Regions from separate parts of the Homo sapiens genome. Here region 2 is linked to region 1. A link is a contact called in ENCODE Hi-C data. All regions are on one chromosome and are shown on one strand. The core of a region is the stretch at or near the end of the contact, and the rest is flanking DNA. Distances in the headings are between cores, read along the strand shown.

Region 1 (2,697 bases), core at 79-2,578:
GCGATCTCAGCTCGCTGCAACCCTTGCCTCCCGGGTTCAAGCAATTCTCCTGCCTCAGCCTCCCAAGTAGCTGGGGTTACAGGTGCGCCACCACACCTGGCTAATTTTTGTATTTTTAGTAGAGATGGGGTTTCGCCCTATCGGCCAGGCTGGTCTCCAACTCCTGACCTCAGGTGATCTGACCGCCTCGGCCTCCCAAAGTGCTGGGATTACAGGTGTGAGCCACTGTGCCTAGCCTTTGTGCTTCTCTTTGAGACAAACTTAGTAATTTGTGTCTCCAGTGACAACTTATACAGGGCTTGCTGGTCAGACTGGCTTCAGCTATTTATGAGTTCTGCATAGCCTCGCCCTGTCTGCCTGTCTGTCTGTCTGTCTGTCTGAGCTCCTTGGCACCCAGGAGGCAGAGATGGGGAACAAAGAGAACATGAGGAGCAGCAGTCTACTCCTCTCCTTTCTTTTGAGCTGGACATATTGAAAGAGGAATCATTTTGTTGGGCGCGGTGGCTCACGCCTATAATCCTAGCACTTTGGGAGGCCAAGGTGGGTGGATCACTTGAGGTCAGGAGTTCGAGAACAGCCTGGCCAACATGGCAAAACCCCATCTCTACAAAAATTAGTCAGGCATGGTGGCAGGCCCCTGTAATACCAGCTGCTTAGGAGGCTGACGCAGGAGAATCGCTGGAACCCGGGAGGCGGGGGTTGCAGTGAGCCGAGATCACGGCACTACACTCCAGCCTGGGCAACAAAGCAAGACTCCATCTCAATAAATAAATAAATAAAACCATTTCCTTCTCTCTCTCTCTCTCCTTTTTGTACACACTTTGTTCTCTGGATTGATGGAAATTCATGTTATGTCATGTGCTGGTTCATAGTGCTCAGATTGAGGATTTCTGAATAGACATGAACTTGGATCCTGACTTTGCTTTGAGTTGTTTTCTAGCCCCCTCTTCTGCCCCCAACATCACTTACCATGACAAATGCTGGCACCTGGATCCTTGTGGAAGTCCTCACCCTGGAGAAAGGAGAGACTATCTGGCTCAGCCCCACAGGGGGGAGAGAGACCTCAGCTGGAAAGATGTGGACATGTCTGTCCCGGGGGAAGAGGTTAAAGGGCAGAGGGGATGTATGAATAACTCTTCTTTTTCCACTTATGAATATGCTCTGCCCAAACTGCTCATGATGTTAGACATGTCCACCTTCCATCCGACATAAGTGAGGGGGCCCTATCGGCACCTCCCTCCCGGATGTGATGGAATGCTTTGGAAACCATTAATCCTGGTGTCAGCAGGAGCCTATGGAGGAACTTGTAGTTAATATCCCCCACGAGCCAGGGAACGGGCTGAGAGGCAGACAGCTTACTTCCTTCTCCCTTTCGGCAGCAGAGTCATGGGCTGGCTCAGCAGGTCCGAGTTAGATCATTGGCAGAACCGGCTGGTGCCAACCTTTAAATTTTAGGGCTGCCTCTTCTATCCTGGTCAAGAGCTTCATTTGTTACATAATCATGTGTCTGTAGCTGCCCCATGGCCTCATAAAATGTGCAGCTTAACGGGGACGTTTTCTTCTTGCCTGAAGCTTTGGCCGTGGGGCCTTCAGTCCAGCCACAGCTGGCCTGAGCTGGGGACAATGACAGTTCACAGGATTCCATGTGCTCTCCCACTTCTCTGCTCATAAGTTTTCCCCATAAACCCAACTTTTTTAAAAAATGAGGATGACTCATATAAAGATATGATTTGTACCAGATTGGTTTGTAAATGCAACATAATCCCAAATAATTTTTTTATAATTTTTTTTAAAAATTTACCGTCTTTACCATTTTTAAGCCTACAGTTCAGTGGTGACTAATACATTCATATTCTTTCTCTCCCTTCATGCCTCCTTCCTCCTCCCCTTCCAGCCTCTGCTAACCACCAATCTACGCTGTCTCATGATACAGGTATGTGTGTCCTTTGCATGGCAATGCTAATATTGTTGCCACCACCTTCTCATACCAGTCTGACATTAATTCCTGCCCTTTAGTGACTGTGAGTTCCAGTCTTGAATGGGCATAGAATTTGTCACAGCGATAGCTAACAATTAGTGTTACTACATGCTGGGCACCATGCTAAGAGTTTTGTATGTATTAACTCACTTATGTAGGTCGGTGAAATTATCTTTTTTTTTCTATGCAGTTCACTTTTCTTTCCCCCAGAAAAGGAACCGAGGCACAGCGAGGTTAATAATTTTTTCAAGGTCACACAGCTATAAATGGCGAGACCAGGATTCAAACCTAGGCAGTCTTCCTTTAAAGGCATTAAACTCTATGCTGGTGATGAGCAGGTGGGTAGAGAAAAGGTTCAGGGATAAAAATAAAGTGGTTTCTTACATTTATTCCAAGATTTTAGCAGGTCAGCTGTGAGTACCAAACTTTCAGTGCTATGAGTGTCTGGGTGTTTTGGCTGGTTTGCTTGCTTTCTCTGTGTTCCTAGGTGTGCAAGTGGGAAGAGGGGGTGGGACACATCCTGCAGAGAGACCTGCCGTGCTCCCCACTGGAGACTGCAGCCTCCACTTCCCACAATCCCTTGCATCTTTGTCTCTAGTCTGTGGCCTGGCTTCCCCCAAGAAGACGTGTCTCATGAGATGTGGAAGGAGAGGGTGAACAGCATTAAGTGACACTGTTTCCACTGCTTCTGTGTGCTCGAGGAAGTGTTGGGTTTTCCT
Region 2 (2,697 bases), core at 137-2,636, 110 kb before region 1:
AAGCATAGCCCCCCAGCTCATCACGGGGCCTCATGACGTATTTGTTGAATGCCTGAATGTGCCCCCAAATCCAGACTACGACCAGCCACATCGGGGGTGGCCTACAAATGTTTGTGCCAGGAAGGAAGGGAAGAAGGACTCCTCTTGTTTTATGCAACCAACACCCACCCTGGGGCACTTGCCTTAAGGGATTAATCTGAGATCATTAGCAGAGAAAGGGAAGGTCAAGTCCACTCAAGAAGGCGGTTGCCGGAGTTTTCCTGCTCCACCCTGGGGAGGGACCCCTGGCCCCGCAGACCTGGTCCCTGGTGGTCCCGGCCCCAGCCTTGACCTGAGGGCCACTCAGCGGCCCTGCTCATCAAACCGCTCTGATGGAGCCTGCCTGCCCTTTGAGCCCCTCCTCAGTCAGCCTCCCAGTGGGGGCCTGGCCCCACCCTCTGCTCACCCCAGAACCAGAGCCCTGGTTTGACTCCGCCCCTGCTGTGGGGCTCACGAGCATGCCTTGAACACAGGCTGCCTGTGCCCCCTGGAGCGCCCCGCCCCAGCTCGTTCTCTGCCCTCAAGCGAGGAGTAGGTGGGCGCAGTGAGCGGTGGGGTGGACGCGTGCTCTCCTACCAGACCCTGCTTGTAACCTGGAGTGGGTCAGTTGGCTTCTCTTTGCTTCTGTCTGTCCGTCTGTAAACCAGGGCAATATCTGCTTTCTAGGGTTTTTGTGAAATTTGACAAAGCAATGCAGGACTCGTTTCTATTTCCCAAGGAGGTAGACGTGGTGTCCAGAGGACGACAAAGATGGCAGCTCACCATGCACGTGGACCAGAGCCCACTCCATGGCTGGGCGAGCTGGGCAGTGGGTGACTGGCAGGAAATGGTCAGCTTGGAGGAACGGTGCCCTCGAGGTGGTCAGTAACGGGAGGGCTGAAGAGAACAGCGGCCAGTTACTAAGAGCACACGGTGGGCCGGCCGCCGCGCTGCATGCATTACATTTCATCTTCAGGACCGCCACGTGAGGGAGGTGGCGTCATTGTTCCCTCACAGCTGAGATAGCTGAGGCTGCAAAACAAGGAAAACCCACCCTTTTCATGCAGCCAGTAGGTGACAGAGCTGGGAGCCTGGATCGGGTCTGGTTCTGGAGCCCGGGCCCTTCCTTCGGTCTGGGTGTGTCTGTGCCCATGCCACTGTCCATCCCTGGCCATCCAGGCCCGTGAAACACAAGGTCCCTCCCCCTAGGCCAGGGCGTGGCGGGGTAGGGTGGGGCTGGTCCAGTGGACAGAGCTCTTGCATCGTTTCCTTGACGGGGTGCTTTGGGGACTGCTGCTTCCCATATTGCCAACTGCCTTATGTCCTTTACAGTCCTGCGGTCAGCATGGCCCCGAGCCAGCTCACCAGGGTAATAAACTGCCACAAGCCCCTTCTCTGTAACAGCTGACGCTGGCCTTGTTGCACAGATGGAGCTCAGAGTGAGCTCAAAACCAATTCCCCAGACAGTGTCTGAACACGTCTTTGTTCTTCTCTGGGCAGATCTGCTTGGCCAGACACATTCTGCTTTGGCTGAACGGCCTGGAGAGGGCTCCAATTCCTGCTGGGGAGAGCTGAGGGAGCAGGTTTGAGTTCAGATGTGGAAGAATCCAAGTGCCGTCTCAGGGTCACCCTGGGCAAGGACAGGGTGATGCTGGGCGACATGAATGTTTTCGCCTTGGGATCTGGGCTGCCTGGGATCACAGCCCTCATTCCGGAACGCCACTGACATTACGAGCGTGCCTTGCACACTGGCTGCCTGCAGCTGTCTATTAATTCAGACCATCCTGCTAGGACTTTCTGAGAGTGTTAGTTTCTGTTCCTTTGCCTTCAGGGTTCTGCTACTAACACCATGTCTATATCTTAGGGAGGGAAGGATTAAAAAGTCGAAATGTTGAAAAGCCCTGCAGGATGGGGAAGGTGGCTAAGGAAAGCTGTTGATAGCAGGGTTGGGGGCCTTGGCTGTGCCGATTCAGAAGGTGGTGGTTTCCCAGGGGACAATGGGAACTTCCACGGAATGAGGTCTGTAGACTCCTGGTTAGAGGGTTTGGGGGGCAGGGGTCTTCCCATTGCAGCAAGCTTCTTTCCATTGTTTCAAGGGTTTGGTAAGTAAGGCCAATCAGACCAAAGAGATGTGATTTCTGGACCATACCTGAGATTTGCACACAGGAAAGTGCAGTCCCTGCCCTTGTGTGTCTTGTCTGCTGGGAGACACAGGTATGCGAGGGCGGAGGGTGGACTGTTTCTTCAAGATGCCCTCTCCCCAGTTCTGGCTGGTCAGCCTGGGAGTATGTCAGGGCAGGGGTGGCGTGGCATGCAGGAGCTGCCCCATGGACATTGCCTTAATGAACGAAACTGTTAGTTGTTTTTTTTTTTTTTTTGAGACGGTGTCTTGCTCTGTCGCCCAGGCTGGAGGCTGGAGTGCAGTGGTGCGATCTCTGCTTGCTGCAAGTTCTGCCTCCCGGGTTCACGCCACTCTCTTGCCTCAGCCTCCCGAGTAGCTGGGACTACAGGCGCCCACCACCACGCCTGGCTAATTTTTTGTATTTTTAGTAGAGATGGGGTTTCACCGTGTTAGCCAGGATGGTCTCGATCTCCTGACTTAGTGATCTGCCCGCTTTGGCCTCCCAAAGTGCTGGGATTACAGGCGTGAGCCACCGCTCCCGGCCGAAACTGTTTAAT

The links. A loop is a pair of places that touch in the nucleus more often than their neighbours do. Pooled maps may share reads with other maps.
Region 2: a loop to region 1 is called in a map of sigmoid colon, with 3 times the contacts of the local background. The contact joins two enhancer-like sites. A Hi-C loop is called at or near these places in 3 of 168 maps with a recorded cell type or tissue (ascending aorta, psoas muscle and sigmoid colon) and 9 of 50 pooled maps.

Annotation. Positions count from the first base shown.
Region 1 is chr15:93,149,772-93,152,468 of GRCh38, forward strand. The region is part of intron 4 of LOC101927025 (a long non-coding RNA gene); the gene reads left to right. Among named protein-coding and RNA genes, the nearest start is that of RGMA, 62 kb to the left of the region's middle. Within about 2 kb of position 1,329, at least 2 of the 41 ENCODE cell types and tissues checked have a DNase peak (open chromatin) inside an H3K27ac peak, as active enhancers do.
Region 2 is chr15:93,036,190-93,038,886 of GRCh38, forward strand. It overlaps RGMA (repulsive guidance molecule BMP co-receptor a), which reads right to left. Exons shown (of 4, transcript NM_020211.3): 4 at 1-2,697. Among named protein-coding and RNA genes, the nearest start is that of RGMA, 52 kb to the right of the region's middle. RefSeq lists an enhancer at 2-141. Within about 2 kb of position 1,387, at least 13 of the 41 ENCODE cell types and tissues checked have a DNase peak (open chromatin) inside an H3K27ac peak, as active enhancers do.